Linked DNA regions of Homo sapiens: region 1 is linked to region 2. Evidence: chromatin loops called from intact Hi-C (ENCODE). Cell type or tissue: gastrocnemius medialis. All regions are shown on one strand.

Region 1 (4,000 bases), 95 kb before region 2:
ATGCCTGGTCCCAGTGAAAATGTTTCTGATCTATGACATACTCTGTTAGGACCATTCCTTTTTGTTGGAAGGCCATTCAAATTATGGGCCAGGTATTGTACTAGGTGTTAGAGATACTAAGACAATTTACCTGGATCTCAAAGATTTATTATTAGATAAATATCTGTTGAGATATGACCCCTGATGGATAAAACAAAGTCAGTTCAGTTGAAACATATACTTTTACAATTCTGTAAAGAGTGTCATTTTGGACATCATGGAAAAATGAAGAGAAAATTTATGGGCAGGTGGATCTTTTGGTGTCCCTCAGTCACACAAAAAGCCACCCAGTTTATTTCCCAGGACCAACAAAACGTCCTTAGGTTTATACCTCAATGGTCTTTAAGGTCCACTCTTTAGTGGGGAAAAAATAATCTAATGTTTCCTTTTCAAGTTGTGAGAGAAAAATATCATTTTGATCTTAAAATGTAAAAAGGATTAAAGAAAAGAAACTGAAATTAATATTGTCTATTTGAATTATCGAAAACCTAATATTGTAACATGCTAACTAAGAAAACAAACTGAGAGATATTAACTGATTTCAAAGAATGATTCAACATTTGGCATTATGCCCTGCCTTGTATACATAATTTCCTTTTTCCTCCCCTCCCCTGAGTCAGGAAGTGTGTTCTTGAGGCATTTGTATTTTCTAAATTGTTTTGAATGCCAGAAAATATTACTGAAGCTTGAAGTAAAATATTTAAATGTTCCTTGGTAAAAGTCAATAAGTACTTTCTAACTATGGATGTGTAACCATTTTTTGTTGTACCATAAAAAAGACCTTACAAATGAAAAATGCATACTTTATTTGCCCCTTAAATGTCATTCTAAATTAAACTATCACCCTTTATATAGATACCTATAGTTCTATAACATGTAGTTTTATTTTAAAAAGATATGTTAACCTCTTTGTAGATGATCAAGATACATAAAAATTATTTTGCTGTGACACAAAATTAGGCTGGTTATTCAAGCCATGGTGTGAAACTATGTATTAATATATTCTAGATTACAATCTGACTGAATTCAATTTACTTCATTTGCTGATGGAATGATAAATAAGCTCAACATTTTTCATTTAACCAAATTCTTTAAGAGAGCTTTAAGCTCTTATAAGTCAGCTCCTTTTATCTATGTTTGAGAAAACAGCAAGCTGGTTCTCCAGATTAACATTTCTAATCACCGCCACAAAGAGCAGAGTTTTCTCCCAATCTGGAATCCCGATCAGCAAATTTAATTCTCTTTAAAGAGCTGCTGGATAGCACAATTCTCATGGCAAAATATCAAGTTGATTTTGGCAGGATTGTAGATTAAATATATTGCAAATTAACATCCACTAAGCCCATTTTAACAGAATAATTCTTTGAAAATTGTTCCTACTCTAAGTCAGATAAAATTACTTGCTTAAAGTTACTTAAATATGGAGTTGCTTAAAAACTTCCAAGTTTTTACAGGAACCAATTTCCACCAAAATGTGATTTTAAGTTATTGACTGCTTAAAATAACATACTCTCCTACCCACTAAAGTTGTTTTCATTATAGTAATCTCCTAAATATTAGCAATTTTGCAATTCTGTTTATGCCTGGTTTAATTTTGAGAGTTACAGTCATTTGTTTTACTATACAAAATTACAAACACTAGCAAGATAAAAATTACTCTAGCACTAAAAAAAACAAAAACAAAAAAACAACGTAAAAGTCAGTTGACAAAATATACAGAGTTGAAATGTATAATACACATAACTGGCTTTTAGTAAACAGAGCTATTATCCTTTAAAAGTTCTATCAAAACAGGTTTTGAATTTTGAAAAGCTGCTTTAAAGAACATATAAAACGAAATAACTAATTACTGTAATTATAGTTAGCTCCAACTAAAACATTTTATTCTATAAAAGAAGCTGAACAGAGCTTACCTGTATAGAGCGAACACGAAAAGACAAAAATTTAAACATGGCTACGAAACCATGATGGTGATAAAAGAATTTCTGACGGTAAAACTTAAGTTAGAAAGGGAAGGCCAAGCCCCTGCAAAGTTTTCTCCTACCAGCTGTTCCGGCAATTAGAAAATTTCCTGTCAGGCGGGTCCTGAAAATGCTAGAAAAAGAGGCCGGACAATTTTCCTGTGGTAAAAGAAAGAAGAAACCTGCCGGCAGGGGCACTAATGTAGCTGGATAGGTAGGGAGGCCAGAATAGGAAACCAAAACAGATTTGCTGATAGCCAAATCCTGTTGAAATATTCTTTTCTCCTAGTTCCCAGCAATCCGGACAATTTTCACAACCAGTGAAACAAACGTTATTATTTTAGAATCCTGAGAAATGCCAGAATTTCTTAACTATATGACCCTTTAAAACAACTGAAACTAGTTGCCACTACTAAAAGTTGCTAAACTGATGCACAAGTGGAATTTGACCCTTTGCAGTGTGTTTATACACACACTCAAGCCGTGGTCTCAAGATAATTTTAAGGTTATACACAGGCATGTCATGGGTGTTCCCTGTCAATGAGGAAGAGTTTCATAACTATAGGTAGAAAATGAAGACCACAGGCAAGAAACTTTTAAAATTGTGATGTAAGGACAAATGCTACCTGTCTTAAATGAAAGTAAATTACTTTTGAATTTATGTTAGTCATAAGCATTAATTATCAACCAGGTTAAAGACTTAAAGGCCCATAGTTAAAAACTCACATTCCTAGTTGATAAAATATAAGTTAAAAAAAAGAAGTCCAATCCTTGGGTTATTAGCAAAATGAAACACTTAAGAAGCCATGTTGGAAAAGAAGGAGGGGTCAAGCTACCATATAATCCCTTACTCCATTTCATTTCATCCTCTAATACGTTATAGAAGTTTTTCTAAGGTATTTTTACTTTGGAAAATGACAGGTATGCCAATATTCAGAACATAATCACTGTAATAGTGGTATTTAAAACAACCGAAGGACAACAGCTTCAAGAGTTGTGGGATAATGCTCTGCTTAATGAACATTTAATCTATGTGGAACCAACAAAAACCTCAAGTGTTAATCTGCACAGCCTGTAAGAATTTAATAAAAGCACGGAATTTTCAAAATCTAAAGACACTCTAGAAAATACCAAGAATAATCAGCTCACTTTCTGGATGAAGAAACTGTGGTCAAGGTAGGCCCATATTTGGTGATAGAGCTATCTATAATGGGAGTTCAGTTTAGTACCCATTTATTGAGCAAACATTAGAGAGACCATTTTGTGCTACAGATTCTACATGAAAAGCCAGGGCTCTTCCTCCTCTATCAAATTTTTATGAAAATGTTCTATAAATGACCTAATGGAAGTTGAAGAGTAACTAAAAAAAAAACCTTGCTCAATTTAAAAAATTATCTTATACAATCAAATACATTAGCAGCAACAGGGACCCAAATAAATATCTAAGATAGAACTTTGAATTCCGCCCGGAAAACTGTGCACTCCTCTTGTTTAAAAACGCATGCTTCAGTTTTTCAGCAAGGCAGACACTTAGGAACTCTCCCATCTCCCAAAAGGAATTACTTAAGACTCCTTACAATGGAGCTCCAAAAGGGCAGCAAGGCTAGGACAACCGCCTAACACAGAATGGCAGTCTGAACATGAGGTGGCTCTTGAGACTATGTCAGGAAAAAGCATCATCTTTACTGCACAACTCATGAAGTAGGATATCTCTGTTAAGTAGCAGTCATTGACTTTATTCAAGTAATATTTTTAAACATGAGCAACCAAATACCCTTTTTTAAACTTAAAGGATTAGTGAAAATTGGCTTTAATTACTACCAGTGCTCAGGTTAATAATTCACATTTTGCGTGTGTTATGGTTTTTAATAATCAGCACTAAAATGAAGCAATATTTCAGACACCAAAATCTGAAATAAGTCTCCAAGTTGAAATGATACCTTAATTAAAACAGTGTGGTACTGCTGTAAAACACAAATAGAGTGACTGAAAAGAATGTG
Region 2 (4,000 bases):
TAATGACCTTACTTCTTCACCTCTTCCTTTACCAGGTGACCTTGGAATTTCATCCACTGAAGAGCCAGAGTCTATTTTCCTTTCCTTTGAATCTGGGCTGGCCCTGTAACTTGTTTTGGGCAATAGAATGTGGTGGAAGTGATGGTGGGCCAGTTCCAGGTCCAGGTCTCAAAAGGCCTTGAGTGTTTTCACTTACTTCTGTGTTTGCCACGAGAACATATCCAGGTTATCCTGTTGGAAGATGGGACATGAGGAGCAGAGTTGAGTCATTCTAGTCATTGCAGCTGAGGTTATCCTAGATTAGCTGAGCTGCAGATGACTGTAAGATCCATGAGTGAGTCCAGTTGAAATCAGAAGCACTGTCCATCTGAGCCCAGCCTAAATTGCCAACCCACAGACTTGTGAACACAATAAATGGTTATTGTTTAAAGACACTGAGTCTTGGGGTGTTTTATTACACAGAATTATGTGGTCACTGATAACTGATACAGAAAGTGAGGCTTTAGTTGTCAGGAAAACATCCAGGAAGTACCTAAGGATTGGAAGGATTGCAGGAAGTAGCAAGAATCAAACTGCGATTTAACAGTAATTTGAAGTCTTTGCAAATCAGCATGGCTATGGATCCCCTGCCAATAGTTATGCTGCATGCATGTACTGAGTCTATTATTAGCAAGACTCTGTGCTAGGTAGAATACCTAGTGAATGGGAGTCCAGGAGAAGTAAAAGTAAATGGTGGACCTGATTAAGAGAGGCTGACCATGGGAATGAAAGTGGGCCACATGGCTGATGACATTTATAGTGGTAGAGAATAGTGAATTCAAGGAGCTGGGTGTGGGGCCAAGGGTCAAGGAAAGACCAGTGAAAACAAGACGAAGTTAAAGGCCCAGATAAAGAGAAAGATACTGAATCTCAGTCATGGAAGAAAATGCCTATATTAGATACAGATGTGCTGGGAAATTAACATCTCCAGCCCCAACCTGCCAGCAGCAATCCTCAACCAATGACCCCTGGTCTCTCGGCTCTTGGGTAGGATAATTCTCTTTTTTTAAAAAACATAATTTCTTTTTAAATATTTTTTTAATTCTTTTATTTTCCTTTCTTTAGAGGTAAAGTCTGAGATTTTAGTGCACCCATCACCCAAGTAGTGTACGTTGTACCCAATATGTAGTTCTTTTATCCCTCACACTCCTCCCACCCTCCCCTCTTCTGAGTTTCCAATGTCCATTATACCACTCTGCATCCCTTTGTATACCCATAGCTTAGCTTCCACTTCTAAGTGAGAACATGCGGTATTTGGTTTTCCATTCCTGAGTTACTTCACTTCTCATAATGGCCTCCAGCTCCATCCAAGTTGCTGCAAAAGACATTATTTCACTCTTTTTCTGTGGCTGAGTAGTGTTCCATGGTGTATGTATGCCACATTTTAAAAATCCATGCATTGGTTGATGGGCACTCAGGCTGGTTCCATATCTTTGCAATTGTGAATTGTGCTGCAATAAACATACATGTACAGGTGTCTTTCTGATGCAATGACTTGTTTTACTTTGAGTAAATACCCAGTAGTGGAATTGCTGGATCAAACGGAAGATCTACTTTTAGCTCTTTAAGAAATCTCATGTCTGCAATCCCAGCACTTTTAGGAGGCTGAGGCCTGTGGATCACCTGAGGTCAGGAGTTCAAGACCAGCCTGGCCAACATGGTGAAACCCCATCTCTACTATAAATAGAAAAAATTAGCCGGGCGTGGTGGCAGGCGCCTGTAATCCCAGCTACTCGGCAGGCTGAGGCAGGAGAATCACTTGAACTTGGGAGGCGGAGGTTGCAGTGAGCTGAGATCATGCCATTACACTCCAGCCTGGGCAACAAGAGCAAAACTCCGTCTCCAAAAAAAGAAAAAAAAAAGAAAGAAAGAAGAAAGAAAAAGAAATCTCCTACTGTTTTCCAGAGTTGTTCCTACTGTTTTCCAGGTTGTGCTAATTTACATTCCCACCAACAGCATATAAGCATTCCCTTTTCTTGGGTAATTCTGAAGCATGTATTTTATCCCTTCCTCATAATTTCCCCCACTGAATTAAGCTCCAGTCACCTACTGTGGCAGCTGGCTTAATAACACACCCTTTATCTGCTGTCTTCACTTCCCCACTTACTCCAAGGCCCCTAGATTCCTCTCTGTTCCTTAAACAAGCTCAGTTACTTCCTGCGCTAGGGCCTTTGTGGTTTTACCCTCTGCCTGAAATGCTCCTCTTCTGACATGTGCATGGCTGCCATCTTCTTGTTATTCAGGCTTAAAGTTCACCTTGTTAAAGAAGCCTTGCCTGGTCACCAAATCTAAAGTACCTTCATCATCTGATCTTAATTTTCCACATTGCTTTTTTCACTATCAGATGTTTTACTTATTTGTTTGCTTGTTTTCATATGTTGTTGGTAAGAGTGTAAATTAGCACAAAACCTCTGGGAAGGTTGTTGGGCAGTAACTACCAAAGCCACCTATGATCCAGCAATTTCATTCCTAAGTATATATTTAGGAGGAATGTATATTTATGTCCATCAAAAGCCATATTCAAGAATGTTTACTGCAGCTTTATTCATAACCGGGACCAAACCAAATGTTCATCAATAGGAAAATAGATAAATAAATTGTGAAATATTCAATGGAATATCCTCAATGGAATACTATACAGCAATGAAAAGAATGAGCTACTGCTATACACAACCACATGGATGAATATCACAGAAATGATGAAGAACAAAAGAAGCCTGGCACAAAAGAGAACATATTATATGATTCCACTTATATGGCATTCGAGAACAGGGAAAACTATAGAGGTAGGATTTGAAATAGTGGTTACCTCTGGACAGGAGGATATTGACTGGGAGGGAGCATGGGGTGTATATATTACATGGGTATATACATATTTAATAAGTCATTGAGGTATATACTTAAGATTTGTGCATAGTGTATGTATGTCATACATGAATAAAAATAAAAATTAAAAAATAGGTTTCATGAGAATGAGAACATTTTCAGACTTGGGGACTATTACCCGACACAGAGTGTGCCACCACTAAGAACTCGTTGACTGAGCAAATGTGTAAATATAGATTTGCTTTTTTTTCCCAAAGAATTTAAACTAAAAATTAAGTTTTATTGAATATCTACTCTATGTACTGTATATTGTAGAGGAATCAAATGTGAATCAGCCTAACAAGAAATACACGGCTGATTATATAAAATGGCAGCATGTAATAAATGCTGTCAAAGCAGATGCTAAACAAACTGTTAGCAGAGCTAGAGAGAGAGAGTCGTTTCAACTGCAGCTTTGGGGAAGTGAGAGTTGTTCTGAACCAGGAAATATTTCTGCAGGTAGGGCTGGATCAGAGTGGAGACAAAGAAAGGGGTGGCTGTGAGTGGCAGGGAAGAAAGCCTCAGAGGCAAGGAAGCCCAGGGCATGTTCAGGAAATGAAGAAATCTGAAGTAGCTGAAGTCAGGGGAGGAGAGTCTCAGGGGAGGAGAGTCACAGGAGAGTGAAAGATGAGTGTCTGTCAAAGCAGGTTGGGGCCTGCTCAGAAAAGGCCTGGACAACTTTGCAAGTAGTGTGGCCTTCACTCCATGCATAGGGATGAGGTTTTAAAGCAGAAAAGTGATTTTGAAGGGTGAATTTTTTTCCTTCCTAAATTAATATTAAAAAATACGTTATAAAAGTCTGAAAAGCCAGGGTACATAAAGGATAAAAACCTGATATTCACCACTATCACTTTCATATGTCAACTCTGAGATACTTTTTTTTTTTAAAAAAATTGAGATATAACTCAAATGCCATCAAATTAACCATTTCAGAGTATACAATTCCGTGGGTTTTAGTATATTCACAAGGTTATGGAACCATCGCCATTAATTCCAGAATATTTACATCACCTCAAAAAGAAACCTCATACCCATTAGCAGTCACTCCTCATTCTCCCTCCCCTGGCAACCACGAATCTACTTTATGTCCCATGGG

What was found. A loop is a pair of places that touch in the nucleus more often than their neighbours do. Peaks named below come from ENCODE experiments on the same cell type or tissue, not always from the same donor. Only the 100,000 strongest peaks of a DNase experiment are listed, where the experiment ranks them.
Region 1: a loop joins it to region 2, with 2.4 times the contacts of the local background. A loop is called at or near these places in 1 of 110 quality-filtered maps.

The regions. Positions count from the first base shown.
Region 1 is chrX:20,216,848-20,220,847 of GRCh38, forward strand. All of the region lies in intron 2 of RPS6KA3 (ribosomal protein S6 kinase A3), which reads right to left. Among named protein-coding and RNA genes, the nearest start is that of RPS6KA3, 48 kb to the right of the region's middle. In gastrocnemius medialis, a CTCF peak has its summit at 2,203; no DNase peak of the experiment used is centred here; H3K4me3 peaks cover 2,458 bases; H3K27ac peaks cover 3,975 bases.
Region 2 is chrX:20,311,928-20,315,927 of GRCh38, forward strand. No RefSeq gene overlaps it. Among named protein-coding and RNA genes, the nearest start is that of RPS6KA3, 47 kb to the left of the region's middle. In gastrocnemius medialis, no CTCF peak of the experiment used is centred here; a DNase peak (open chromatin) is centred at 1,714; H3K27ac peaks cover 3,716 bases.